3 separate regions of the Homo sapiens genome follow, and all the other regions are linked to region 3. Evidence: chromatin loops called from intact Hi-C (ENCODE). Cell type or tissue: gastrocnemius medialis. All regions are shown on one strand.

The links. Hi-C counts contacts between places; a loop is a spot of excess contacts. Peaks named below come from ENCODE experiments on the same cell type or tissue, not always from the same donor. Only the 100,000 strongest peaks of a DNase experiment are listed, where the experiment ranks them.
Region 1: a loop joins it to region 3, with 15 times the contacts of the local background. A loop is called at or near these places in 15 of 110 quality-filtered maps.
Region 2: it touches region 3 in a loop (9-fold over the local background); 15 of 110 quality-filtered maps call a loop at or near these places.

Annotation. Positions count from the first base shown.
Region 1 is chr2:11,697,034-11,699,533 of GRCh38, reverse strand. It overlaps a transcript of LPIN1 not described here. Among named protein-coding and RNA genes, the nearest start is that of NTSR2, 28 kb to the right of the region's middle. RefSeq lists an enhancer at 2,092-2,500. In gastrocnemius medialis, a CTCF peak has its summit at 1,145; DNase peaks (open chromatin) are centred at 60, 693, 1,273 and 1,943; H3K4me3 peaks cover 968 bases; H3K27ac peaks cover 2,500 bases.
Region 2 is chr2:11,680,962-11,683,461 of GRCh38, reverse strand. LOC100506405 (a long non-coding RNA gene) reads right to left here and starts at 2,037. Exons shown (of 2, transcript NR_187639.1): 1 at 1,970-2,037; 2 at 139-1,271. It also overlaps a transcript of LPIN1 not described here. RefSeq lists an enhancer at 917-1,557. In gastrocnemius medialis, a CTCF peak has its summit at 1,240 (motif pointing right); DNase peaks (open chromatin) are centred at 676, 1,241, 1,671 and 2,281; H3K27ac peaks cover 2,500 bases.
Region 3 is chr2:11,597,117-11,599,616 of GRCh38, reverse strand. GREB1 (growth regulating estrogen receptor binding 1) reads right to left here. Exons shown (of 33, transcript NM_014668.4): 14 at 1,639-1,836; 15 at 757-937. Among named protein-coding and RNA genes, the nearest start is that of MIR4429, 58 kb to the right of the region's middle. RefSeq lists a silencer at 803-1,007. In gastrocnemius medialis, no CTCF peak of the experiment used is centred here; DNase peaks (open chromatin) are centred at 1,236 and 1,836; H3K4me3 peaks cover 394 bases; H3K27ac peaks cover 2,122 bases.

The DNA.
Region 1 (2,500 bases), 100 kb before region 3:
AAGGTGCTCCCATGACTCACACTAGCACCGTAAAAGGTGAGCGTTCTGGTGTCTGTTTCCTCCCTGTTCTGCTCTTTCTTCCGCACGCCCCCCCCAGGGACTCCATACCCATACCCGCTGACATCAGGGCGCCGGTCAAGTCTAAGCTGTGGGTCGACCCTGACATCAACTTATGACATATCTCACTGTTTTCAACTACATGTAAGGACTTATCCTCAGCAAGAAAGTGTTCCCTAGAAAGGTCCTTATGTGGATTTATTTTAACAAGTACAAACATTTTGCATGTAAATGGGGGTTCAATAGTTCCTGAGGACCCGTTACTGATTTATAGCAGGAGTGTCCCATCTTTTGGTTTCCCTGGGCTACATTGGAAGAAGAATTGTCTTGGGCCATACATAAAATGCACTAACAATAGCTGATGAGCTAAACAAACAAAATAAAATTGCATTTTTTTTAATTGAAGAAACTGAGTTTCTTTGCAAAAAATCTCATAATATTTTAAGAACGTTTACAAAGTTGTGTTGGGCCACATTCAAAGCTATCCCTGGCTGCATACGGCCAGCGGACCATTGGTTGGCCAAGCTTGATTCATGGCCTCCATATATTTTCCCCAAAGGGGACGCTGATTTGAAGGAGGCACAAGTTCTACAGGCAGGGTGTGAGCTCAGGCAGTGGGCCCAAGGCCAACCACTGGCTCAGGCTGACACACCAGAGAGACAGCTGATAGGCATCATTTAGACTCCTAAGTTCCCTGACCCACCTTCTGCTCACAAAATGTGCAAAGCCCTGACCTCGTCCAAAATACCAGAGATTCCACATGAGAAGGACCCTAATCAACAAAGCTTATTCTGTTTAAATAGAAGTGCCCAGCAGCGGGAGTCCTGATAAAAACACTGTGTATTTCATAACGCGGAAGAAAGGAATTCACTCCGTGTTCAGAGGCATGGTGTCGGGCAATCTAGAAGACCAGCTTTTAACAACCTGGGCCTGATCCACCAGCTCACACGTGAGTGGGTTCTTCTGCAGAAATAGCACCAGGAACATGAAGAAACAGCTGTTTCTGAAACTGTTGGAGCCACGTGGTGTTGTCCCTGCTACTGTGTGCTGTTCCTACGTTTCCCGGAAGAGGCGTAGGACGTGGCAGCCAGTCACAGAAGCCTTGACTCTAAAGAGGATTTTTAAATACAGAACTCGGACACAGCCCCTTGACTTCAAGTACATCCAGTGCCTTCTCCCAAAGCATCTGGTCTCCTGAGACAGCTGCAACCTGCAGCAAAGCTGTCAGGAATGAGGGCCACGTGCGGCTCATCTGGGCCCGGCCAGGGGAGAACAGACAGCCTGAGTCAGGGCTTGCCATGACGTCAAGTGAGGATGGCCACCGGAGCCGCCCCGCACACCCCTGACTGAGCTATTCTGGGTCACAGACACCAACATCCCAGCAGGATCAGGACCTGAGAGAGGGGCTCTAGACAGAAATGGGCCCATCGCTTGACAGAAACGACAACACAGCGCTGGAGACAGTGAAACTCTCTGACCACCACCGGCTCCACCAGGACTGTAGGCAAAACTGGGCACTTCTGGGTCAGGAAGCCACCCACAGCCGGGGGTGCGTGACTAGTCTGGCTTGTGACTGAGGGCTGCCCCTCGGGAGAACCTGCATTTCTGAGCACACTCGCTTCCATGTAATGTGCGGTAGGGCTTGTTCCCTGGCCTGGTGAGATGGGGAGGAGGGGGTTGTAAATGGGGAAGGACACAAGGCCCGGGGCATTTGGTACCCAGACTCTGCCAGCACTCACACACCAGCAAGGCCAACAGGATGACTCAGTGTGATTCAGGTTTTCAGTGGCTGCAAAACCAGCCCACCAAGCACTTCTCCACTCACCCTGCCAATGAATGGGCGTCCTTTCCCTGTCCCCAGGCCAGGTCACTACCAGTGGCAGGCAAGGGAAGGAGTCAGCAGGTCACCACGGTTCAGCAAGCACTGGGCACCCAAGTGCTAGGGAGGAAGGGATGAATTCCCAAGACACGACGCACAGATTCGGGCAGACTTCCAGCTTCTAGGCCAAACCAGGGAGAAGCAGGAGCCGAGCACAGCTCCTGGTGCAGCCCCACAGTGGCCCACGGGGGCTGCTTCCTGTTCCTCCTGCACTGGCCACAGGCCACCAGGAGCTGCTTGCTTGCTGTTCCAGCCTGGAGCAAAGACAGAGCTCAGGGCTGCCAGGAGCACAAGAGCTGGGCGAGGCCAGGAAGCATCTGGGTAGTGCGGTTGTATCCAGAAGCAGCTGGGGGCTGATCAGGGGGAGCACGCAGCCCTCCGATTGCAGGGCTGCCTATTTGAGTGGCAGCTCCTCTTAGAAACAATGCAGAACAAGCCCAGGGCCCCACAGAAAAGGGCACTGCCCTTCCCAGAACTTGAGCTCCGGGACTACGCATCTGTTCTCACCAGATACAGCTTGGGGCTGAGGAACAAAGAGCCTTCCCTGGGCCACAGGTGGGGGAC
Region 2 (2,500 bases), 84 kb before region 3:
CAGCCGCTCCCATCTCCCATGTCTGGAGTCATCATTTCAAGTATACCCAGCCCAGCTCAGCCCATTCTCTCACGCTCTCTACCATACACTTGAGCATGTTTAAATATCAGAAGACAAAATGACACATGACGCATTTCATATGATCTGCATTATTTTATGTGGTTCTTAGCTCACTGGCTATTACCGAAATTCCAAATCAAGTGTTCTTCTCCAGCCCCTACAGAGCCTGCAGGGGTGCAGAACCGACACTGACAAGTTAAACGGCAATAATAGGGCGCACCACAGTTTGCAGAGTTATGTGGAGTCACATAATCCATTTGAGCTTCACAATCACAAGCGTCACAAACTGAGTCTCTCAGGGAAGGGACCTTGTTGAAGGCCTTGCTTTAGACACTTGCTCCCCACTCTGGCCCTGACCAGAGGGGTCGGGAAGATTACTGGGGCCCCCAAAGTAGCCGGTGAGAAAGGACCTTTGGGAACAGGTTTGGGTGAGGGAAGCCTACACACTAAGGTGCTTTGGCTTAATAGGTGTGTGCTAAATAGGGTGACTGTTCCAACCCAACACCTATGACAGCAAAAGAGGGTGCATAAATAATTACAGGACAATAGGCGTAAACCTGAGTGACCCGGACAAACAGGGACTTGCGTTCCCATGCGAAGGGTCTGCCCTGGATCGTCTGGGAGACTGTGCTAGGTGCTGTGGGGACACCGAGATGGTGACACCCTCGCTGCCCCGGGGAGTGTGACATTTACTGGAGCAGGAGATAGATAAATACATACTGGGACATGACCACAACCATCTCTGTCACTTAAATGCTATGTTCAGAGCCTTGTCCCCTGCACTCCAACTTTACAGAGGGAAACAAAATCTGTCTGCAGCAGAAAGATGACGATCGCGACGGGAGCTCCTATCCCCAACCACGAACTGAAATGGTATGGAGATGGAGGCATTTGAACTGGGCCTTGAAGGATGACTAGGGCTGTCACCGGTGCTGGGGAGAAGGGATTGAAGATCGGCGTCTGTGCCGGAGGCAGGTTGTGTTCCATCGGCAGCTTGCTACGAGTTCAATCGCAAACATGTAACAGCAGGAGTTTAAGCAGGACTGGCCTGGCTGCTCCCTTGTGACCACCGACTTTGCTCGTGCTCATCCTAATTTCCTGTCACTAAGAAAAGTCACATCAGACACTGTGGTTGGGTTTCCAGGTGGTTTCCTATGTGTAGTGGCAGAGTGTCACCTCCAGGGGGCGCTCAAGGCCTCCCCACGGCTCACCTGCAGGAGGAGTGGGGCAAGCCCAGGACGCTGAGAGGAGAGAGAGGCCCAAAGCCCCGCTCCCCACGGAGGCCTGCAGCTTTCTTCTCTGTTTCCATCTCACCCACAACGAACACCCCAGGCGCCAGTGCCTTCAGGCCGGCCAGAGGTAGCAGCCTCCCGAGAGCCCTCCCAGGACCAGGGGGCAGCCCACACAGGCATTTCAGGGGGTTCGCGGTATGGGAGAAGTGGACCCTTTCCCTGGGTTTGTCTCCACACCCGGCCACCGTCAGGGGCGTGCGCTCCAAAGGTCCCTGTAGAAAGGGGCCCCAGAGGAGAGGACGTCGCCCAGCCTCTGTTCAGGCCTCTGGTTGGTGAAGCCAAATGAACCCAGGTGGCAAACAAAAGCTCTGAGTAGATGGGGCCCCAAGTCCAACCCCCAAGCCTACATGGACTGGAGGTGACAAAATGGGTCCAGGGTCCTGAATGGTCACCTCCCTGGAGACCCAACTAACACGCCTGGCTCAGCACGTCCCAGGGGCAGCACGGGGACGTGGTAGAAGGAAAGAACAGAGCCGACGGGGGTGTACTAGCCTGTTCTCGCACTGCTATAAAGAAATACCCGAACCTGGGTAATTTATAAAGAAAAGAGGTTTAAATGGCTCACAGTTCCACAGGCTGTACAGGAAGCATAGCTGGGGAGACCTCGGGAAACTTACAATGACGGCAGAAGGCGAAGGGGAAGCCAGCACGTCCTATATGGCCGGAGCAGGAGGAAGAGGAAGACAATAGAAGGAGGTGCTACATACTTTTAACCAACCAGATCTCTCATGAGAACAGCAAAGGGAAAGTCGGCCACCATGATCCAATCACCTCCCACCAAACCTTTCCTCCAACACTGGGGATTATAATTCAACAGGAGCTTTGGGTGGGGGACACACATCCAAACCATATCAGGCGGAGAGGTGGGGCCAGCCTTTGAGGGGCCTTGAATGCCAAGCTAAGTGACTAAAGGAAGACTGAACTCAGAGTTCTTCATACAGAGACAAATGCAGGACCTGGCTCCATGCATTTTCCCCTACAGTGCTCTCTGAGTCCACTGGGCCAGTGTAGAGGGATTCAGTGTCTTGGCACCATTGTATTTGCAGTCCAGCCTGTCACCACAGGCCATCTGCTTTCAGGTGTAGTGCTGGTATTAATAATAGCTACCATTTATCAAGCACCTGTGAGTAGTATATAGTTAGGTATTA
Region 3 (2,500 bases):
CCCGGGAGGCAGAGTTTGCAGTGAGCGGAGATCGTGCCACTGCACTCCAAGCCTGGGCGACAGAGAGAGACTCTGTCTCAAAAAAAAAAAAAAAAAATACAAAAACGAAATTAGCTGGGCGTGGAGACAGGTGCCTGTAGTCCCAGCTATTCAGGAGGGTGAAGTGGGAGAATGGCATGAACCCAGGAGGCTGAGCCTGCAGTGAGCCGAGATCGCACCACTGCACTCCAGCCTGGGCGACAGAGTGAGACTCCGTCTCAAAAAAAGGAAAAAAAAAAAAAAAAGAAGGGCAGGCATCAGTGGTGACCCACGGTACCAGAGCCCCCACGGAGCCTCTTTCAGGGAAGGGCTAAGCTGAGCTACTCCTGCTAGGACCCTCCGCACCCCACACCAGCATGGCTCCTTGTTGCTGAGTGGACTATGAAAGAAACACATCAGGCATCAGGCTGTGATTCGGGGTCTCAGCTCTGCCACTAACACCCTCCCACTCCACCCCACCCTGTGACTCTGGGAGACACGCTTCCCTTCTCCAGCCCTTAAATTCCACCATGGTAAATTTCAGAGGTCACACTGGATAATCCCTGAGATAACTTCCAGCTCAAGATTGTGGGAAACCTCCATGGCATCTGCTTAGAAACACCAAGCCCAAACATCATCCATCTTTTCAGGATTTGTACCCTCAGCCCCCGGGAACATCCACATACATCACTTCAAAGAAGGAAAATGTCAACTTGTCATATATCAAGTCAATCTAACCTCACAAGATCCCAGTGCGCATGGTCATGGATTAGGACAAAAAGTGTATGCGGGTTCTGGAAGGAGTTTTGCAGAAAAGCCTTAAATTTTGTCTGTGCCTCCGTGTCTAGCTTCAGAACATACTGTTCCACCCTCTGCTTCGTCATGTGCTCTTTCTTCAGACCAAGCTCCAGCAAAACCCCTGCAACACAAAGAACATACATCAGTAACTGCAAACATGCGCACTGGGTTTCATTCACTCAACAGACACCTGAGGAGCGACTCCTACACAGCAGGTCCTGAGCTAGACTCAGAGATGCAAGAGCAGGGAAAGGAAGGGAAAAAACTCCCACACAGGTTACAGCTGCATAACTGTCCTGCACAGGAGCTGGGGCGCAGGCAAGCCTTGGCTGTGTGTACAGCAGCCCTCCCGAGGGGCACCAGCTTCATGAAGCAGCTGATCCCAAGCATGGTAAGACAGAGGGAACCGAAAGGTCCTGCCAGCAGCAAAATCCCTCTCTCAGTCTGAATGCCACAGGGCGATACATGACACCACTAAAGAGTGAGTCCTTTCAGTGAAGACACCGGACATCTGTGTACTCTGTGGTTAAATATGATATCCTTGAAAGTACAAGGATATCAGTGACGCTAGATAGCAACATGTGGTTAGGTCACTAGCCTGAGTGGGACATGGTGAAAGTTCAAGTTTTGGCTCTACCTTCAACAGATCCTAAAATCTTGGGCAAGTCACTGTCTCTGAACATCAGTTTCACAATCTATAAAACAAGAGCAGCAATACTTGCCCTATTCACTCTATAGCAAAGAACAGTGTCAACACCCACACATGGATTTCGGCAGATCAAAGCTTCTCCACACGTGACTTCTCCCCAAAATGCCCCATACCTGAATGCCACACATGGAGCAGAGTCTGCTGGTAGGTCACTTCTGAGGGGGGAATGCAAATGAGAAAGTCCACCTTCTCAAAGGATCCCAGGTCCAGATTTTGGGTGCTGGAATCCGCAATGGAACACACATGGGAGAGGAGCTTCTGCGCTACTGCCAGCTGGAAGGGCCGGATGCTGTGTGGCTCCAGATTGTAACCTGGAACCAGAGCCCCAGGATGCCAGGTGAGCTCCAGGGCACACGGCTACTGCCAGGCCCTTGGCCAGAGAATCAGTGAGACCTGTCCAGGGGAGACGGCCCCATTCACAAAGCGATGAGGGAAAGGGGAATAACTCACGTTTATCAAGTCCCTGCTCTCAGCTAAGCAGTGGCGGGTGTGGGGGTAGCAATCATTTTATGCACCATCTTTCACTTAATAATAAAAATAAGAACCAAGCACTTGGGGAGCACAGTGGAGGCAGTGGTCTCTTCTGCTTAGAGGGGACAAGGAGCCTATCCCAGGGGAGGTGATGCTGAGACTGGACTCTGGAAGAGGACTGCAAACTCTCCAGAAAAGAAAACTAACACGACAGTCATTTAGGAACTCTGTATGAATAAAAAACATCAGCAACAGACTCAGAGGCAGGAAATTGGCATAGAAAAATCTATCACCTCAGAGACAGTGATGGATGTGCAATTCAAGATTAAATGAGATTGTCATAATTAAAGACTGAATTTTAAATTAGGTATCAGGTCTACTGTGACACTAAAAGATGTCCTGTCTTGTGGATGTGCCTCTGACATTGCTACCTCCAATCTGAGTCCTTGGATGCTGCCTCCCAGGCCAGACCGAGGCCCTCGCCAGTGCCCTCTCATCGCCCAC